2 separate regions of the Mus musculus genome follow, and region 1 is linked to region 2. Evidence: chromatin contacts called from ENCODE Hi-C data. All regions are on one chromosome and are shown on one strand. Each heading gives the region's core, a stretch centred on a gene start or an enhancer-like site at or near the end of the contact. The rest is flanking DNA. Distances are from core to core; before and after follow the strand shown.

The links. A loop is a pair of places that touch in the nucleus more often than their neighbours do.
Region 1: a loop to region 2 is called in a map of regulatory T cell, with 2.1 times the contacts of the local background. The contact joins the promoter of Rapgef3os2 here to the enhancer-like site in region 2. A Hi-C loop is called at or near these places in 1 of 37 maps with a recorded cell type or tissue (regulatory T cell).

What each region holds. Positions count from the first base shown.
Region 1 is chr15:97,759,704-97,762,880 of GRCm38, reverse strand. It overlaps Rapgef3os2 (a long non-coding RNA gene), which reads right to left and starts at 1,303. Exons shown (of 3, transcript XR_384421.2): 1 at 1,037-1,303. Rapgef3 (Rap guanine nucleotide exchange factor (GEF) 3) reads left to right here. Exons shown (of 28, transcript NM_001177810.1): 3 at 1,149-1,202; 4 at 1,300-1,406; 5 at 1,652-1,773; 6 at 2,134-2,302; 7 at 2,832-2,916.
Region 2 is chr15:97,662,701-97,666,085 of GRCm38, reverse strand. No RefSeq gene overlaps it. Among named protein-coding and RNA genes, the nearest start is that of Rpap3, 41 kb to the left of the region's middle. Within about 2 kb of position 1,807, at least 3 of the 3 ENCODE cell types and tissues checked have a DNase peak (open chromatin) inside an H3K27ac peak, as active enhancers do.

The DNA of each region.
Region 1 (3,177 bases), core at 54-2,553, 97 kb before region 2:
ATGCTGGGCTAGGCACTCACGTCAGACCTCGGGTCTCTGCTTGGGTAGAGGGAAAAGATGCCTCTGCTCGGATCTGCGTCTCAGAGAAAGGTCTTGGATCCCACAGCCCCAGCCAGCACTTCTCCTTGAGTGTAGGGAGGTGTGGTGGGCAGAATGGATGGAAATGAGACCGCCTTGGGTGGGAGCTCCAATTTACCCACACCTGGTTGACAATCCTGCGCCTGCGTGGTTATGTTATGCAGGGCGCTTGAATTCACATCCAGTCTTGTTTCCCTGAAAGTCGTGAGGGAACACATCATGTCTGCCTAGCACACCTAGGATGTGGGGGTGTCAGGAAGGTGGATATGCTCTGAGCTGGAAAGGATGCCTTGAGAGGGCTTGTAGAGAACAGAGCAGCCTGCCGGAAGCTGGGCATAGGCTCTCCATTTTCAGATGGATGGACAAGAGGGCTGTGAGGGCCTTCATGGCTGTTCGGCAGGGCACTTTTGCCTTGGAGCCCCTAATGGAAACATTGTTACCAAGAGCATCAGTAGGCAATGTTTCTATGGTAAGCCAGTTCCGGGCTACCAAGGCCTTCCCTACCCTTACAGGGCTGTGGCTTGCAGTATCTGCTAGAGAGAAACAAGCCTGTCAGCCACGGCCACACCTCTGCCTTTTTAAAGAGTAAAAGCTAATATGTGCACAACCATACACCAGGCAGTGGTTAAACACGCACTCTGTGCCGGCTCGTGGGGGCCCTCCAAAAGCTCGAGAGTTTCGCTCATTTACGCTTTAGAGATTCTGTACATAGAGCTTTAGTCCAGACCCTGTGGTTGGGCACAGATCTGAGCCTGAGGTCAGCCTGTAGACCCTGCCGGAAGCTGGTGTTCCCAGGCCTCCTAAGGTGTTCATGCCCTGGCCTCTCCTGAATCTTGTAGCACATCTTCTAACTTCCTTTAGCTCCACCCCCGACCAGCTACAAACGGGGCCTGTTTGCCTAGCAGCCTGAGTACGTGTGGGCCCTGGCTGCGCAGAATAGAAATCTTGGGGTTCTCACCTGCCGCACACTGGTGTGGGAAAAGGTATCTTCTGAGAGGGGCAGGGAGGGGTCCTACTCCGTGAGTCCGAAGAGCCCCCACTGACCTGCAAACTCTTCGTACTGTCCTCAGACACCACTTACCAACAGCGAGGACTCCCTGGATTTCAGAGTGAGTCTGGAGCAGGTATGAGCTGAGGAAGGCAGAGTTGGGAGGGGCTATGGGCTGCAGGGGGCGGTGTTCAGGGTCAAAGTCTGTGGTCCCCTTCCCCGCTTCGTCCCAGGCCACCACAGAGCATGTGCACAAGGCAGGGAAGCTCCTGCACCGCCATCTCTTGGCCACGTACCCTACCCTCATCCGAGACAGAAAATACCATCTGCGACTATATCGGTGAGTGGTGAGTTGGGGTCCGGCCTGCCTTCTTCCCTTTCCTTCTCTCCGGCAAGCATCTGGGCCCAGCCCTGCTTTAAAAAGGGGTGCGGGGGGGTGGGCTGGGGAGTGGGGGTTTAGGGAGTGGTGGGTGGTGGGAGTGGGGGGTGTAGAAGAGCTGTACGTGGGCCTGGATGGGTGGTGCCTTTGGATAGAGTTCCACATCCTCCCACTTTGATTCTCTGACCCCCTGCCATTCCCCACAGGCATTGCTGCTCTGGCCGGGAGCTAGTGGATGGGATCTTGGCTCTGGGGCTTGGGGTCCACTCACGGAGCCAAGCCGTGGGCATCTGCCAAGTGTTGCTGGATGAGGGTGCCCTTTGTCATGGTGAGCTGAACTCTGATTGGGCACTAGGACTGGGTGGGGGGTAGGGAGACCCGACCTGGGGAGTGGACTCTGGTGGGAGCTGTGGAGAGGTTTAAGGCAAGTGGTTCACCACCTCCCTAAGGCTGAGACCCCTTGTGTTGTGGTGACCCCAACCATAAAATTATTTTGTTGCTACTTCATAACTATAATCCTGCTACTCTTATGGATCATAATATAATTATCTGATATGTGATTTCCCCCAAAGGGGTATCGATACACAGTTTGAGAACCGCTGGATTAAGGCATTCTGATATTGCTAGAATTAAGTCCAATCAACACCTCACCTGATTTTCTTTTCTCTGCCATATCTTGGCTCCCCAGTAAAACATGACTGGACCTTCCAGGACCGAGATGCCCAATTCTACAGGTTCCCTGGACCGGAGCCCGAGCCTACAGGAACTCAAGATGTGGAAGAGGAGCTTGTTGAGGCTATGGCCCTCCTGTCCCAGCGAGGGCCTGATGCCCTACTCACCGTGGCGCTCCGGAAGCCGTGAGTGAAGAGCCTGCTTCTGCTCCCATTCCCACATGGCCTTCAGTTCAGATTCCATAGACTCTCTGATTCATCTTGGGGAAAGGACCTAGGCAGTAGAGGCTCAGCCCCCACATCCCAGACCATCTCTCCTATTCCTGAGGGTGTAGGGCCAGAGGATCTAAAGGCCCTACCCACTGGCAGAGGATGTGGATTTTGGACAGAAAGAGGTCAGGATTCAAAGTCTAGTCCAACCAGCTAGCTACTCACTGGGTGACTTGGGCCTCTCCAGCCAGCTTCCTTCCTCTTCTGTCAAGTGAGGATCACCATGCTCATGTCCTCGTGAGAGTGGAATGAAACAGTCCACAGACAGTGCTTAGCACAGTGCCCGTCCCTGGGGCTCACCCACAAAGCCTGCTATTGATAACCATTGGCTTGACTGATTGCTGTGGAGTGGCCAGTTGGCCCCAGGCCCCAGCGGGCAGGTGGCGTGGCATGGCGCCTCCCTGGCTCCGGTCCACGATTCTCAGGGCTTCCTCTGCTCCTGCAGCCCAGGTCAGCGTACGGATGAAGAACTGGACCTGATCTTTGAAGAGCTGCTGCATATCAAGGCGGTGGCACACCTTTCTAACTCGGTCAGTACACACAACTGGCTTGTTCTTCAGCCAGACCCCTTCCTACTGCTAGATGGGAAGTGGGGGAGGGGAGGAAGGAGGGAGGAGGGAAGTTTCCTCCCCTTGTCTATGGCTATGAGGAAGACCTTTGTCTAAGGTCTTCTTTTTTAAATTACAGTTTTTAAATTGTTTTATTTCTTCATGTGTATGGATGTGTTTGCCTGCCTGAATGTCTGTATACAACATGCATGCCTGGTGCTCATAGAATCTAGGACAGGGCAC
Region 2 (3,385 bases), core at 558-3,057:
AGAGAAAGAAGGCAGGAAGTGGGTCTGACGTGCGCCAACCGAGTTTCGGGTTTTGTTTTGTTTCTTTTTTCTTTTTCGAGGCAGTGCGTACGGGAAATTTTATTTTGCCCTTACGTACACACTCTATCACGTTTCAACCTCAAAACCCCGGATAATAACCCTAACACCTCAGTCCCAAGGCTCAAAGCGGACATGGCCAAGTCAGCTCCACCTGTACAATACATGCGTGGAACCCATGTATTCCACATCGTCTCTCAGAGCGTGATTTGTCACTGCACGTCGAGGCACCAGGAGAAAGCTATCACGAATTAACTTTTCAGCACACTAACTGTTAATCAGAGAATTTGTTACAGGTCAATGAAACTAATTGACAACGACCCAAACTCAGGACTAAGGTTTTCATACTATAGTGATAGACACTGGGATTTAATTACACTCTCCTTTACATGTGCTATTATGAAACCAAAGAGTCTTAATTTCGTTAATTAAATTACACTTCATAGATCTGGTGATGATTTGAGTAAATCCAGAACTGCGCCCTTTAAACAGCTGCACTGTTAGCTTCTGGCCAGGAGGTGGCGCTGTGCTTTTCATTTAAGCCCATCGTGACGTTTCAAGCTGGTTGGTTTACCCCATAAACTCTTAAGTACATAGGTGGTACATTGTGAACTTCATCACACGACTGTCCATTGACATTACCCTACATTAAAACGTTAGAAAAAGTGAGTTATAGTAATGGGGTCATATACATTCATAAAAGGGATCTAATGAACACAACATGGTACTCGATGGTTGGGCACCAAAATAGAAACTTAAAAAGACACCACTGCTTAAAACCACAACGCTCACAAAACCAAAACTGCGTCGAAAGAATTATGTTTTGACTGGATCCAGAGTTCTTGACTGACAGCCTTCCTTTTCAATGCTGGGGGGAAAAATGTCAGCGCCACCCTTTGCACCGCGGTGGCTAATGAGAAAAAGCTCTTGCTGGTCCCCTATGGGTGATCCTAGGAGCTTTCTTGCAATGCACACAATTGGTGTTTCTAGTTTGCTGGCGGCCTTTGTAGCTGTTTGGTATGTGAGAAAAACACTAAGCTCGGGGAATTCACACTGTATTCCTCATATCCCAAGGTCCCCGGACAGTCTGTCTGCTTTTGTTTGTTTGGTTTGTTTTTTTGGTTTTTTGTTGTTGTTGTTGTTTGTTTTGTTTTTTTGAGACAGGGTTTCTCTGAATAGGCCTGGCTGTGTAGACCAGGCTGGCCTTGAACTCAGAAATCTGCCTGCCTCTGCCTCCCAAGTGCTGGGATTAAAGGCGTGTGCCACCACTGCCCAGCTACAGTCTTTCTTCTTTTCTCTACTTTACTAGCAGCTTTTTTCCTCCCACTCATCCTTGTCCCCCTCTTCTTCCTCTTCTTCCTCCTGCTCCTCCTCCTTCTTTTGAGACAGGGTCTCATTATGTAGCCGAGGCTATTCTGGAACTCCTTCTGTAGACCAGGTTGGCCTCCAACTAAGTGATCTGCCTGCCTCTGCCTCCCGAGTACTGGAACTAAAGGTGTAAGCCATTGCACCAGGCGTTTAGAATTGTCTTTTAGAATGATCTGTACACGACGTCCTTTCAGTTGTAATTAGCAGTGGAAATATGCAAAACTGCACTGGCTTTTAATCATTTTAAAAATATCTTCTGTACTTAATTCTTAATCTCACCCGGAAATTTCTGGTGTGAGATTAAGACCTCCTTGCCCAACATCCCTGTGCCCACAAGGGGGCAGCAAGGGGCAGAAGCTTCTGGGTGAGATTTAGTGCATGGTAATCTATCTTTAACAGATTATTGTTTGGGTCCCTTCTACACGATTCTGTGGAGTCTCGAAGGCTGGCTCTGGGAAATGTTACAGTTTGAATGTGAAACATCTCCTGCAAGCTCGTGTTTCGGGACATTTGGTCTCCATCTGGTGGCGCTGTTTCGGGAGGCTGTGTAATCTGGACGCTGCACCTAGCTGACAGGCGAAAGGTCTTGAGGGTTATCAGCCAGCTGTTCCTGGCTGACGCCATGGAGCACGCATCTGCCCGAGGCTCCCGCTGCCAGGCTGTGAACGCTGCCACAGTGGGCAGTGTCCTCGCGAGAGAAATCCTTCCTTCTCTAAATTGCTTCTGCCGGGTAGCATCACAGCAACTAGGAAGGCGAAAATACAGAAAGACGGAGCCCTTGAGAGCTGCCTTGCTCCTTCTGTACCACAAGGGGGCAGTAAGAAGGCACCATGTGAGGAAACAGGCTCTCACCAGACACTGAATCTTCCAGGACTTCCCCACCTGTGGTTTTCAGCCTGAATGGGTAGAGATCTAGAGATAGTCATCCCCGTCCTTGGTGCAATAGCCCCCAGGCCACCCCTCTCCCAAGTCCTCATAGTTCCCTCTCTGAAGCTCACTTAGTTCCCAGCCCTTTGCTGTACCAACGAGGTAAAGTCTACAGTCAACATCTCCCTAGTCTGCTATTTGTTCTCTTTGCTTCTAGTCCCTATAAGCCGTTCTCTATCGCAAAGGTAAAAGTAAAAATGTTTATTATTAATGTATACGTGAGAGAGAGAGAGAGAGAGAGAGAGAGAGAGAGAGAGAGAGAGAGAGAATGACAGGTGTGGTTATAGGATAACTCCATGGAGTTGGTGCCCCACATCTAGGGACAGAAAGAACTCAGTTTATCTTCATGGCAAGCATCTTTTTACCCACGTCAGCCACCAAACTTCTAAAAGCACAAGTCAGTTCTTGCCACTGCTGGATTAAGAGTTGGAAAGTTAGGTGCGTGTGGTGGCACAGGGCCTTTTTAGTCCCAGCACTCAGGAGGCAGAGGCAGGCAGATCTCTGAGTGCGAGGCTAGCCTGGTCTAGAGGGAGTTCCAGAACAGCCAGGATTACACAGAGAAACCCTTTCAAAAAATACATAGCAAAAAAGAGAAAATAAAAGAATCTGTAAGTGGTATGTCATTGCACTTTTAATAAAATATAACATCTTTTTAAAAAATTTTAAATATTAATTAAAATTTTTGTATATGAGAGTTTTGCCTCTATGTATGTATGTATGTATGTGTATGTATATATGCATGTATGCATGTGTGTATGTGTGTATGTGTGTATGTATGTGTGTATGTATGTATGTGTGTATGCATGTATATATGTGTGTATGCATGCATGTATGTATGTGCGTATGCATGTATATGTATGTGTGTATGTGTGTATATGTATGTGTGTATGCATGCATGTGTGTGTATGTATGTGTGTATGCGTGTATATGTATGTGTGTATGCATGCATGCATGTGTGTGTATGTATGTGTGTATGCGTGTATATGTATGTGTGTATGCATGTATGTATGCATGTGTGTATGCATGTATGTAT